Regions from separate parts of the Homo sapiens genome. Here region 2 is linked to region 1. Evidence: chromatin contacts called from ENCODE Hi-C or POLR2A ChIA-PET data. All regions are on one chromosome and are shown on one strand. The core of a region is the stretch at or near the end of the contact, and the rest is flanking DNA. Distances in the headings are between cores, read along the strand shown. Region 1 overlaps LOC124903162. Region 2 overlaps FOXO1 (forkhead box O1).

What was found. Hi-C counts contacts between places; a loop is a spot of excess contacts on that map. ChIA-PET counts read pairs that join two places held with the same protein, here RNA polymerase II (POLR2A). Pooled maps may share reads with other maps.
Region 2: a loop to region 1 is called in a map of CD4-positive, alpha-beta memory T cell, with 2.8 times the contacts of the local background. The contact joins two enhancer-like sites. A Hi-C loop is called at or near these places in 2 of 168 maps with a recorded cell type or tissue (CD4-positive, alpha-beta memory T cell and naive thymus-derived CD4-positive, alpha-beta T cell) and 7 of 50 pooled maps. POLR2A ChIA-PET finds 5 or more read pairs at or near these places in 3 of 52 experiments (CD4-positive, alpha-beta T cell, activated CD4-positive, alpha-beta T cell and naive thymus-derived CD8-positive, alpha-beta T cell).

Annotation. Positions count from the first base shown.
Region 1 is chr13:40,183,917-40,190,978 of GRCh38, reverse strand. The region is part of intron 1 of LOC124903162; the gene reads left to right. LINC00332 (long intergenic non-protein coding RNA 332) reads right to left here. Exons shown (of 4, transcript NR_046870.1): 2 at 4,726-4,833; 3 at 2,957-3,058; 4 at 1,949-2,520. Among named protein-coding and RNA genes, the nearest start is that of LINC00332, 5.6 kb to the right of the region's middle. Within about 2 kb of position 2,883, at least 4 of the 41 ENCODE cell types and tissues checked have a DNase peak (open chromatin) inside an H3K27ac peak, as active enhancers do; they include CD4-positive, alpha-beta T cell, where a contact is called at or near this core.
Region 2 is chr13:40,609,327-40,616,388 of GRCh38, reverse strand. The region is part of intron 1 of FOXO1 (forkhead box O1); the gene reads left to right. Among named protein-coding and RNA genes, the nearest start is that of FOXO1, 54 kb to the left of the region's middle. RefSeq lists an enhancer at 3,044-3,093. Within about 2 kb of position 3,013, at least 26 of the 41 ENCODE cell types and tissues checked have a DNase peak (open chromatin) inside an H3K27ac peak, as active enhancers do; they include CD4-positive, alpha-beta T cell, where a contact is called at or near this core.

The DNA of each region.
Region 1 (7,062 bases), core at 1,634-4,133:
GGCACGTGATGTCACTTCCTCCAGCTGCTGAGTTGATAACAGGATGAACCTGAACAAGATAGGAACCAGACACTCCACTGTGTAATTAATTATTTCACTCCAATGTAAGGCAGGAGACTTAGGTAGACACTGTTTTAGTACTTGGAGCTTAAATGCACTTTGCAAAGGAACAAAGGTCTGGGAGCTGTGGTGTGGGGCTCACAGGCTCACACAAGCTAACGTGAGTCATCTGGAGAAAGGGCTTTGGAAGCTGGTGCCTGTTACAGCCTGAAGCCAGCCTGTTTCTGAGCTGGAACGTGAAAGGCAGCTGGCTGTGTCAAAGGGGCAGAGAATAAAGCCGCAGTGTAAAATGAAGACACAATTCAGCAAAGAGAAGATGCTATTAAAATGGTTTCTGCTCCTCCAGCTTCTTTTGGAGGGCCCCCTTTTGGAAACAAATGATTCTGTTCTTTAAAAAAAGGAGGTGGAGGTTCCTTTCAGAAAAATGTTATTGGACTCTTTTTAAATGTCCCTATTTGAAGGGAATTAAAGGGAACGGCATAAGGCAGCGTCTATATACTCAGGGGCCATTGTAGCAAGTGACACAATGCCAGCTAAATGAAGCCCTCTGTCCTTTGGAGGAAATCTAATAACACAATCAATCAGCTCCAGTCTCCAGGCATCCATGGTGGGCTGCCAGCCCCTCCAGGGAGGGTCCTTCCTTTGCCACGAGACAGCTGGGCGAGGAAAGCTTTGGGAGAGGAAGAAATTGCCAGTGCATTCCTCCCCACACTCCCTCCCCACTCCCTCTCTCACACACAATGCCCTTTTGTCCCTATGACCCCCATCCCTTAGCATGGCTTGAGCTGGCCTGGAGGCGATTGCCAGGGAGCAGCTCAGCTCCCAGCATCTTCTTCTTGCAGCAGCTCTGTGGGATGGGCCTCCTCCACAGCACTGGAGTTGTGTCAGGAGCTCTGGGGAGGCATCAACTGTTCTCAGCTTGCTCTGGTCTGGAGGGTGCTGAGGATGGCTGTCTCTTTTCATCTATGGATAGTGCCTGGGGCACGGCTGGGGTAGGGGTGGGGGTGAGGGTGGAGAGGACACCAGGCAAGCGATTTAGAGACTGAGTGGCAGCCAAATTTGGTGATGAATTTAGCTACATCACCAAATTTACTGAGTAAGCCTTAGGCAAGTAACCTAACCTCTGCTGTAGCGCATTCTTCTCTGCAAAATTAGAGGCTGGTGGAGTTAACATCCAAGGTCTCTCTCTGGTCCAGTGCTGTGAACCTCTTTTTGGTAACTGAGGAGATAGGATAGGAAACATCGTGGGCTTCTGAGTCAGACAGGCCCTCAGTTTGTATTCTGCCTTCACCACCTGTGGTTTTGTGCAAGGTATAAAACTTGTTTCTCTTTTGAAAAAATATTGGGTTAAGTCGTATCTACTGTATAAAGATGCGTAAGTTTTACGACCCGAATTAAAAGACAGAGTCTGGGATGATGCCCAACACACAGTACATCCTTCTAAACATCAGCTTTCCTTGTAACCCATCTGACATTGAATGTCAAACAACTGCTTAATAAAAATCCACATTAGTTAAAGAGGCTTGAAATTTGAAAACAAATTATATAGCACTTCCATGTCATAGGTTACAGTTCCTAGACATTTCAATATCAGAGACAAGTAAAGTTGGAAAAACAACAACAACAACAACAAATCAATCAGGATTGGTAGCAAGGTAGAATTGCCAGCTTTTAAAATTTTGGCCAAGTAAGTTTGTTAAAGCAAAAGTCTCATCTGCTCTCATTATCCTTTCAAAAACAAGGTCACAGTGACTAATCAATCTTCACTAGGGATGGACACTTGTCCTAATTAAACAGACATATGTAGGTCACATATGTATTCTTATTATACATCCAATGCATATGAGCATTGTCCTTCCATTCCCTGCTATTTACAATTCACTGTGCGTGTGTGACAGTTTGTCCCATTCTGCTACCAAGATGGGGCTGTTAGTGGGAAACCATGGTCTTCATAAGTAAACTTATTTATGTACTTTTATGTGTAAAGTAGCCTCTGCTACTTTCCTTCTTTTCCCTTTTTACTTTTCTCTCTAAGACCCCTACCCCTGTGTACACCCCCGTGTGTGTTTACAAACACACATAACGCTTATGGTGCATTGGGCGCCCAATCTACCCCAATTTTTTCAGAAATAAGCCAACTGAATCGCAAGTGCCATACATTTTGATTCTGTACCCTTTCCCCCTCCTCCTTGAAGTCAAACGGAAAAAGTTGCTCCTTCCCTTTCCTCGGGAGCCTACTGAGCCTTCTCTAGGAGAGAGGGCCCTCCTTTCTTTAGCCTCCACTGGGTTTCGGGGCTGCCTGGCTGTGCTGACCCTTCTGGGCAGAGAACAAGGTACACAGAAAGCACAGCAGCCTCCTCCCTTCCCCTCCTGTGGCTTCAGTGGGCTTGGGGCATCTGCAGGGCTTCCCGCCGTCTCCTCGTCTCAGCGGCAACTTCTCCTCCTGTCCTGGCAGGAGTCCTAGGAAAGAAGGGCTTTTGAGTCAGTCGGTTTGTCTCCGTGCTCCTTTCCTTCTTGGTAGGAGAAGGCAGGCGACCTCTGGGCAGACGCCTGGGCTGCTTTCATGAGCTGGGAATCTGCACCGTCGCCCCCAGCTTGGAGTCGGGGGCGAGGGCTAAGCGTGCGGGAGTGGGATGGGAAACTGGACTGCTCTCCACCTCCTACTGATTTGAGTTCTCACACTGCGACCTCATGTGTTGTGAATTATAGAAATGCCAGACACACCCACAATTAAATATAAGCACCCAAAGGCTTTTGAACGCCAGTGTTAAGGGACTTTGAATGCTCCCTTGTTCGCGCCGCCTCCACACGGCTCACTTCCCTTACACCCAGTGGGGTGGAGCTTCTACCAGCTTGCACCCCACTGCGCTGGCCTGTTTCTGCTGCTTTCCTTTACCTTTCTGCCGCCAGGAACACGCCAGGCCGTGCTGGGATCGCATTTTCCTTGCAAGGGCAGTGACCCTTTTGTAGATATATTTCGTCTCTATGGGAGGTCTCTCTATGGTCAGAAAGGAACACACAGAAAATCCATTAAGCCCAATATCCAATCTCTTTCTGGGGTAATAGATGTCAGCGCTACTCGCTGAGATCTGAGTGAGAAATCTGCAGCCTCCTGGAGCTGAGTGCGGCTGAACTCATTGATCCAGCTGGCGGGCCACACGGACATGCAGCACGGTGCTACCTCTCTCCTCAAGGGGCCCAGACCCTGCAATACGCAGGTGGCAGTCACGCACAGAGGGTGGCCAGGGACTTCGCCTCTTCTGTCTGTTCCCTCCCCCACCCCCTGCTGTTTAGTGGAGCAGGTTCTGGCAATGCATGGGGGAAGGAGCCAGCAAGGAAGTGGGGTGGGGTGCACGTTTAAGCTGGGCTTTATCTTTTTTGGGCTTGTAAGTCTCTTTTGAAGTGATTTGGACCATAAAGAACAACGGTGCTTGTTTTTCATTTGGGAGGCTTCAGTTCTACCAAGAAGCGTCTTAAGTGTTAAGAGATTCACTGAGGTTGGCGCGCTCTCTCTTCATGTGGTTCACAGTTCTCATGTTTTACTTATTTTTGATGTGGTAGCTGTAGCCAATGAAAGCTATTCCCCACCCCCCCCTCCCCGGCCCCAGTTCAAAGTTATAAACTGAGAGTTTTGGGTTTCTGTCTTCAACGTTTCCTCTCTTTGACGTCTCTGTAGGACCAAAAATGCCAGTTTTTCAGTCACTCCCAGAGCCTTCATAGGGGCCAGTGGGTGGCTTGGGAAGGAACATGGGGGGAATTTGGCCTTCTGCCTTGGCGGGTATCCCTGAGTGCAGACCGGGTTCCAGGAACTATGTTAAGAGCTGAGGATGCCTTGGACACTCCCACCTTACCTGGGGACAGAGAGAGGACTCCACCATGCTCTCTTGAATGCCACCAACATCCTCTTAAATTGGCAAATCCAAAGATTGTTTTCAGTTTTCATAATCCTTTACCTCCTTCCAGTTCTAGATCCTGGTGACCCTCCCGTCTTTATTCATTGTTTTATTCAGTATATACCTAATAAGTGGCTAATTCATGTGCTATGGGGAGTGGCACAGCATCATGGTTAAAGGCAGGCTCTGGTGTCAGAGCGTCTGTCTGCACAGCCAGCCCTGACGTGTCTTAGATGTGTGACACAGGTAAGTTATGCAGCCTCTCTGGGGCTCAGTTTCCTCACCTATTAAATGGAGTTAATAATATTACCTATCTCATAAGGTTTTGTGAAGATTAGATAATACAAGAGACGTGCTTAGAACAGTGCCCTGGCACATTGTAGGTGCTCAATAAATAATGGCTGCTGTTACTGTGGTCTCTTCTCTCCCAGAGCTTACAGGCCAGTGATGCGGGACAGCCATCCAACAGGTGAAAGTGAGTTGCTCCGGTGAAAACAGCCAGGACAGAGCTATGCTCTCATGACCTGTGCTGCTCACTATTCCTCATTCCATGGTCTCTAACCCTTCTTTCTCTTTCTCCACCCCTGACTTGTCTTTCTCTTTTCTTCTACAATGTAGTGACTCCACAGGATTCTGTTTTTATTTCTTCCTCATGCTCCCTACACCTACTTCCAGACTTTCCAATAGGGCTAGCAGAGAAGCCTCAGGATGAATCGAAATATTTCACAGCCGTCACCCAGGAGTCATCTGGGGCAGGGGTGGAGTAACTTACATGTGCAGGCTTCCTTGTGACAGGGAGGTGGCTACAGATGGTCTCCCTGCTCAGCTGTCAAGTCTCTTTCAAGTCATCTAAGCTCTCTGCAATTCAGTTTACTCATCTCTAAAAAGGAGAGAATCCCTTATGTGGGATTAGTTGAATACACACGTACATACACACATACCCAACATACATATATATATACACACACACACACACACACACACACACATATATGTTCTGAATTAAATATACAATGTATATGCACATATAAACATATATACATAAATATATGTCTATGTGTATATATGTATATATTTACACACATGTACATATACATACACACATATATATTAATTTTAGTATACATAAATGTGAAAAAAATCTCAGTTCCATGTCTGACCCATAATAAGCACTCGGTCATTCGTAGCTGTAGCTCTTATTATGAGCTGGAGCTTTCATGTGGATTGTGGTTATTAAAGCACAGTTTCTGAAATATGGAAAAGTAGTCCTGTATGGTGCAACTCAGCCTTGTGTAGTCACTAAGCAAGGAATATGGAGACAAAGTTGACCATGACAGGGTCATGTCCTTAAAGGGGTTCACAGGGCAGATTTGTGCACGGGTAACTATAATGCAAGCCAAACTCTAGAAGACGATCAAATTGAGGAAGTCCAGAGGGGAAACAATTCTGCTCAGGCCATTAGAGAAGGTATCTTTAAGCTCAGGCATTTGAACTTACAGAATCAGAAAAATAACCATGGGTGGATAGGGCTGGAGGGAGGGCATTCTTAGTGGAAGGCAGAAGAAAGTGTTTGAGCCAAGGCACAGGTTCAGGCAATCTTGTGGCTGGTTTGGACTCTAATCATCTGGTTGGAGTGCAGAAGACATTGAGAGGCTATTTCTGGAAAGGCAGGCTGGAGTCTGCGATAGAGGGTTTGAAGGTTGTTAAAGAGTTTGCAGCCAACCACTCTTTTGAGCTACAAAAGCATTGTCCTAGAATAACTCAAAGGATCCATCAGGAAGATCCTAGCTTTCAAGGAGAAGACAGATTTAACAAAAGGAAGAGAATTTATAAAATAAGGAAATAAAACTGAGTTGAAGCATGCCAGCAACAGCATCTTCTTTGTTTCTACTGGCAAAGGACTCTGACATGAATAGTCACAGTACCATGGCTGCCATCAGATTAAAATTGTCAACAGATTTCTATGTGTAATAGAAACTTTAAACTTTTTTTATTACTTAAAAGAGAAAACATGGAGCCAAAGCCACAGACATTTTGGTGTTATTAAGCTTTAGTATTTGAGCCTGGTTATGTTGAGGTAATAATCTCAATACCAATCTTTCCCCATTGGATCCATCTTCTGTACACAATAGAACCTTCCAATAGCTCCTCACTGCTGAATAAATAATTTTCAAACTCCTAAGTTTGATTTATATTCTGCTTTACTCCTTCAGTCACTTCTCCTTGTGTTCCTCCTACCCCTGAAGATTTATATATTGAAATCCTAACCCCCAGGATGGTATTGGGAGGTGGGCCTTTGGGAGGTGATCAGGTCCTAAGGGTGGAGCCCTCATGGATGAGATGACTGTCCTTATAAAACAGGCCTCAGAAAACTCCCTCATCCCTTCTGCCATGTGAGGACACAGTGAGAAGACAGCCATCTGTGAACCAGGAGGAAGAGGGCCCTCATCAGACACAGCATCTGCTGGTGCTCTGATGTTGGACTTCACAAACTTTAGAACTGTAAGAAATACATTTCTGTTGCTTATAAGCCACCTGGTCCATGGTAAGTTGTTACAGCAGCCTGAACAGGCTAACACACCTTGTTGTTCTTATGAGTCCTTACCCTGAACATATTTAACTCCTCGTAGTTGCTTGAGCACGCTCTGCTCCTGTCTGCTCTGTGCTTTCGCAAATATGACTCCCTCTTTATCTTCTTGACCTGGTTAATCTCTTCTCTTTACCCAAAGCCCTTTTCTGAGGCCACCTCCTCTGAGCAGCTTTCCTAAACTCCTGTCTCAGGTGGTGCTCCTCTTTGGCTCTCACATAGTAACCTGTGCCTGTGTTTGCAATTGCAACTCTTCCACCTTACTGCAATTGCCAGTTTAACTGAACATCTTCCCCATGTGCTTGCGAGCTCCTGAGGGCAAGAGCTGCTTCTCTCACCCTTATATCCTCAGTGCCTGGCACATAATATGAATTATAAAACTGTTACCTAATTGATGAAGAGCAATTTGATAAGCACAAAACATATTGTTCATCTCAACAAGGCATTAAGATATTTTCAGGGCCTGGAGACAGCACCTAATCTTGAGTACTTAGTATGAAAGAAATAAAATAATCCATCCTT
Region 2 (7,062 bases), core at 1,764-4,263, 430 kb before region 1:
CCTTCATACATCTTTAAACATTAGTCCCTTTGCAGCGCTCTCTGACTTAATTTTTTGTTGTGTGCCAGGGTGTGCAGTGTTCTTTTTTTGCGTTTTAATTTTTTTTTTCATTTAAAAAGAAATCCTCCTTACTATCATTCCCAGATATTCTTGTCTCAGCTAAAGATACTTGTTTTTCATTTTGAGTAAATATTCCAAGTAACTAAAGCTCTTTCAGATTTAGGAAGAAGGCGTTTTTCCTTTCCCTTCCTATCCCACATCCGGTTTATCAGCAGTGCTGTCATCTTTATCTTCAAAATATATCCAGGTTCCTTTACTTCTTACCCCTTCCACTTCCGTGTCTGGTTCAAGCCCCTGTAGTTTCTCTGCAGGTTGGTTGCTCTGTCTCCTAACTGCTTTTCTTACTTCTGTCCTTTCTTCTCTTGCAGCCTGTACTCAGCAAGGCCAGACGGATCCTCTGCTCCAAACTTGCCCTGGCTGCCTACCTCCCTCAGCATGAAAGCTGAGGTTCTCGCAGCAGACTGCAAGGCTCTTTATTACAGCCGAGCCCTCCTGACGTCATTTTCCTCTCTTTCATGTCTCTCTGGTCACTTGGCCTCCTTTCACGCCATGCATCCTTCTGCCTCGGGGCTTTGGCACCATCCCTTGCCTCTCTTTGGAACACTCTTCCCCAGATGTCTGTCTGGCTACTTCCTTCACCTCACCTCGCTCACTCAGATGTCACCTTTTCAAAGCAGTCTTCCTTGACCTCATTGTTGATAATCACAGCCTCCTCACATGCCCGGTATATGCCATGCACCATCCCTTCTGCTGTATGTATGTATGTATGTATGTATGTATGTATGTATGTATGTATGTATTTGAGATGGAGTCTCACTCTGTCACCCAGAGTGCAGTGGTGCGATCTTGGCTCACTGCAACCTCCACCTCCTGGGTTCAAGCAGTTCTGCCTCAGCTTCCCAAGTAGCTGGGATTATAGGCGCGCACCCCCATGCCCGGTTAAATTGTATTTTTAGTAGAGATGGGGTTTCACCATGTTGGCCAGTCTGGTCTCCAACTCCTGACCTCAGGTGATCCGCCTGCCTCGGCCTCCCAGAGTGCTAGGGTTACAGGCGTGAGCCACTGCGTCTGGCCCCCTCTGCTTTATTTCTCATAGCACTTGTTGCCACCTACCCCCAGTGTGTATTCTTGTCCATCTCCCCCACCATAGAGCAGAGGCTCCACAAGGACAAGCATCCTCTGTTTTGTTCATTATCTTGAACCCACACGGTGGTAGGTGCTCAGCGGTTGTTTGCTGCATGAATGTGCATTTTATCTACCTCTGCATTCACTGTGTGCTTTTCTGCCTTACTGGAGTGATGGGAGTGATCATTGGGAACTTCGGGTTTTTTGCATACCCACCTATGCCATGTCTTCTGGAGCTTGGCAAAGACTTCCTCTTACTGTGTACATTGATTTGCCTCCTAGCTACTTCAGCATGGTTTTCAAGATAGGAAGGGATGAGCCTTTCAGGAGAAACTTTATAACAAAGTGTGTTAAGTAACTGGCCTTATTTTATACACAGTTTAAATCCAGCGGGCCCTGGATGAGGATTTGAGAGGATCTCTGTGCTCTGTAGTTCTGTGGATTAGCACTTGGCTTTCATTGTTTTCTTTTAGCCCTGACTTTCTGGTTCACATTTGTTTAAATAGTCTAAGTGTTTCAGAGGCCGAGGGGTTGGAAGGCTGGCCACCAGATAAGGGGAGCATCACTATCCTTGTGCTTTCTTCTCTGCAGGGCCAAGAGATCTTCCACTGTGCACTGTGAGAAAGTTGCTGGCGTTGTTCTCAGTAACAAAATCTTCTACGTGAAGATTTGCTGTCCCCTCAGTTCCTTAGTTTTCCTCTTTACAAAATGAAACGTCATTGACCATGTTTTCAGGCTGCTTGCAACTCCAGTGACCTTGAGTCCTGTAGGTCCCTCTTGCTAAGTAGAATGTTCAGATGAATTAAATATGGTGCCATTGTGTTGCAGAATCACACTTTGAAAAGAGGTCCTATTCCCTGCAGTGCTCTTGACTTTCTGAAGAGGACTGAGCTCATGGTCAGCATGTTTCCTGGTGGTTAAACATATCTAGCTTTAAAATTTCCAGCTGCTAGAGGAGACGAAGACGATGAGAAGCAAGCACACAGCAAACTGTTTGGCTTTTAGATGCATCCTGGCCTGGCCGGGTGGACTTGCACAGAACTGCTGGTGCCAGGTTAGTTCCCTGGGACTTTTCCAACATTTGTCTCTGTATTGAGTTTTGTCCTTATTCCTGAAATAGAGTAGCCACTGAAATCAGGAACCAGAACTTCTGGAAAATACCTTTGGAAACCACTGTGTTGCATGGTAGAAGAAAGGCAACTGCCAGTAGTTAAAATACCGGGTTGAGTGCTAGTTTTTTCACCCTTTATTTTTTCTTTTTAAGGAGAGGTCTGATTTACTTTCTTCTGTCTGTTAAAGCTCTTCACAGGTTCTTAGAAAAACAAGCCATTTAATGGTACCAGCCGTGAGGATCCAACTTCAGTTCCATGAAAGCTGCCTGGTAGTTCTGGTCACAGGGTCCTGATGGGAGACCGTGTAACTGCTGCTAGGCAGTCAGCTGGAGGGCTCTGGTGTGGCTCACGCTTGTGTTTGTTCAAGTGACCTGAATGTGCTTCCTCTTTGGGGACCTGTTTCAAATGCACATGCTGACGCCGTAATCATCCACTAAACCAAGTGAGAGTCAGGAAATTCAAATTCGTAGTGCCTGTGACTTGGCCACACTCCCTGTACACATAAAACAAGGTCTTAAATCAGAGAAACTACCATCTAGATTAACACTCAAACTGCAGATGGGGACCGGAGCTGCTCTTGGTGTGGGAACTGCAACTTTGAAGTTCCAGACTTTGATGTGATTAACATTTCAGACTTAAAGTCCTTTCTGTGTGGTAACTTTTTTTTTTTTAAACACCAAACTGAAAATAAAAATTGATTAGATTAGGGGTGTCGGAGAAGCAGATTGTAAAGGGAGGAGCCCTCTTGCAAACCACATGTAACTATGTCACATCCTTATGTGCCTCAGGAAGAGAGAGATGACAGACTAGTGACCTTTCACCATATCTCTTTTACTTATAGCTGTTCTTACAGAGACCCTGCCCTCCAACACACACACCACCTCCAAAAAGAGGACACTTTTGACTTTGCTATCTCTTATTGACCAAGTGATAATCCTGATGGAGAGATGGGGTTTACAGGCATGAGGTGTTCTTTTTTACCCAGATTTCAAGGTTCAAATACTGGAGATCATCTTACAGCCTTCTTCAAATTGTGGCTGATTAAAGTTTAATTCTTCACCTCTGTCTTGCTGGTGAAAGGAATACGAGGGCAGGGAAAGTGGAGTTTGTGGGTCATTCCTCTTTTAAAACGTTGCCATTAAAATTGTAGATAAACCGATACACAGTAGTCCTCCTTTATAGGAGGGAGATAGTTCCAGGACCCACAGTGAGTGCCTGAAACTGGATAGTATCAGACCCTGTGTATACTACGTTTTTCCCTATACCTACATACCTATGATAGTTATACATTAGGCAGAGTAAGAGATTAACAACAATAACTAATAATAAAACAGACCAATAATAACAGTATAATGTAATAAAAGATAGATGAATGTGGTTTCTCTCTCTCTCAAAATATCTTACTGTGTTGTACTGCAGGTAACTCAAAAAGGTGGAAAGTGAAAGCTCAGGGAAGGACTACTGTACATGGAATTGACATCAAGCAAACAAGAAATGTTGTGCCTGGGATGATAAAATTTCTTGGCCACTGAAATTGTTGGGCCAGCCTTCTTTTTGAAAGAAATCTCCTTAGGCATGCTTGCGAACGCACGTGTGTGTATACGTACATATGTGTAACACACACACAAGTCTCTTCTGTTTTCTTAGGTTAAAAACCTGAGGTGTCATCCTGATAATTTCATGGAGACCCTGTAACATTTTTGCCATCATACATGGCACTTTATCTTCGTAGCTGTGTCTGTGATATACTGTCTGCCTGCTGTGCTCTGTCCATTTGAGCTTTCTAGAACCCTGTAGGAGAGGTGGGGAAGCCTGGATTTTGTTGGGGAGATCCAAGGTCTCTATGGCATGACAGCTGATAAATGGAAGATGGATAACTGTAACCCTTGAGTCATTGTGTTTTCTGCTGGCCCTTTCAGTCTACTGACCTTGTTTTCAGTAGGCCTGTAAAAAGGCAGGGCAAAACCTAGCCCTCTAGTAGAGTTTTTATTTTTATTTTTATTTGTTTGTTTATTTATTTATTGAGACAGGGTCTCACTGTGTCTCCCACGCTGGAGTGCAGTGGCGTGATCTTGGCTCAACCCCCGCCTCCTGGGCTCAAACAAACCTCCCACCTCAGCCTCCTCAGTGGCTGAGACTAAAGGCATGCACCACCACACATGGCTCATTTTTTGTATTTTCAGTAGAGACGGGGTTTTGCCATGTTGCCCAGGGTAGTTTTGAACTCCTGGGCTCAAGTGATCCACTCAACTTGGCCTCCCACTGTGCTGGGATTTACAGGCGTGAGCCACTGTGCCCAGCCTAGGTTTTAGGGTTTTTACATTTTACTGTTGACAGTACTGTAGCTGTGATGGGAGGAGGGAAATAACAGGGCTCGTGAGAGAGTGCTGAGCACCGTCCTCTCTCCCAAACACAGCTTCCGTGTGTTTTAGATGTGTTCTTTCCCTATCATGCCATCCATGTTTAGGGGCACAAGAAGAGTCAGGTGAGGAGGGAATGGGCATTTAAGTCCACGTGAACCCCTCTAGCAGGGTTCCCCTCTGCATCACTGTTTCAAGGAGATGGGATAGAATTATGGCGTAACTGTTTTAATGTACGAAATCAGCAGAAGCGATGAATATTTTTATCTTCAAATTTGTATTACACACTGAGGACCTTATATATGATTCTAAATTTATTGGTCATATCCTGAAATACACACTGTGTGTACCTAGTAACCTTGTATTGGTTACAGTGGTGCTGTCTTAAGTTTGTTTATTTGTTTGTTTGTTTTAAATAATGTCTGAACCCACCATAGGGGTAGCACTCTAGCACAGTTTTGGGTAACAAATAAGATTGCATTCTGACATGGTGTCATAAATCATATCTAAAAGCCGTGAGGTCACATAGAACTTGTTTATGTAACAGGGTAGAACAAAACTCATTGTTCTGAGAATATATTGCTCACTCATTTTATCCTCAGTCACGATGAGTTTTACAGCCTATGTGCAGTATTGATGCCACTGAATAAGCATTTATTTTTGATGAAGATACAACTTTTCTCCTCACGTTCAGTTGAGAGTTTGCAACAAGTAAGACTTTGCATTCTGGAATTTATGTAGATGTATGTGTATAGATACATGTGGTTTTTAAGGCCTGGCAACCTTAATGAATACTGGTAGAAGATTTTGGCTGTCTTTTAACAGCATTACCATGTGGTTGACCATTTAAATAAGCAGCAGTTTATCTTGATGTAGTGAATGCATTTAATTGGTTATCCTGGCAAAGCAGGGTATTCGTTGGTTACAAGCATAATTTTCTGAGTTTATATTATTTTTCCTTCTAGATATTTGTGAGCTATTGTTTTTATAGCCTATATTGAAACATGCTTTTTCTTTTTAAAATGGATTGTAGTATAGAGCTTTGTTAATAAAAAAATTTAAAATAAAAATGGTAAGGCAGAATGACTTAGTTATTTTTATATTTTCCTGTAAAAACAGCCTCAGTTAAGTGAGCCACAATGAGCCATGATGTATTTCCTCCATCAGGATGGAAAATAAGCCATTTATTATTTCAGGTCTGACTCACAGTGAACCTGCTGACACTGGGATGTTTTAAAATCATAATCATAAGGAACAGGTTAGGGCAGAAACTTGGACGCTGGGCCTAGGATTACCTGCTTATTACAATGTTTTACAACTTGGATGCTTTAGGTTTTCTGGCACAATGTCCTAAACCTCACACACTAAACACCCCCTTGTTGTACAATTATTGCTTGCTGGTTTTAGATGGTGCCAAATAGACAGATGCCTCATCATAATTACCATTTTTTAAAATTTCACTGTTATAGACATATATAAATAGGTTGTTATCTCCTCTCCCTTCCCTCAGTACAGTATGCTCATGCTTCCACAAAAAGCACCCCGGATGTCCTTAGTTAATAAAAACGGGCAGCTGAGGAGTGAGGGTGTGGCAGGTGGATGCAGCGTGTCCTCAGTGTCGCAGGGTACATAATATTAAATTACATGTGATTGCAAAGGAAAGCAGTTACGTCGAATACAGTTGTGAAAATTGTCGTAGGGTAATAGATGTGCTTCTTTATCAATACATTAAATAATATTTAGTGGCGGGTCACCATAATTTTGAGGTGGAGATGAATAAACAATATTTTGAGTTTTTGACAGCAACTGTAATGTGAAGGCATCCGATTTCTATTGGTGTCAAAGTCACAGGTACTGCCAATACTGTGATGTGTTGCCTACATTCGTAATTGGAAAAAATGCTGAATTTTAATGAGCGGCTCATAAAAATGTGTTTTTTCCTATCCAAGGTCATGAATCCCTTGAGTTCTGTCCATGGGCTCCAGGTTAAAATCCTGGGCCTTGAGGAATTTTTTTCCCCCCCACCCTGAAGAATTTCTTTAGGCGTGAGTTTGAATATATGCAAATAAAGTTTTCCTTGAAGACAGTGCTATTCTACTGGCCTTGGTTCAAAAATAGGAAGACATGTTTAACTCTTGTTTTTATAGTCAATCCTAATTATCTACAGTCCAGAATTGAAGAAATTAGCCTTCATTTTCCTGAGAAAATCACATACTCCTTTGACATCAAAAGAAGGATGCACTGAAACCTGTATTTTCTATGGTTTTGAGTAAACAGACTTACATTTACAAATACTCATGCATAATTCTATACACATTCTAGGCATATTAATACAGTGTAGACTGATATAAAAAATTACATCCTTTCCAAAGTAAGTGTATGCCTCTCCTTTGTAAAACAGAAGG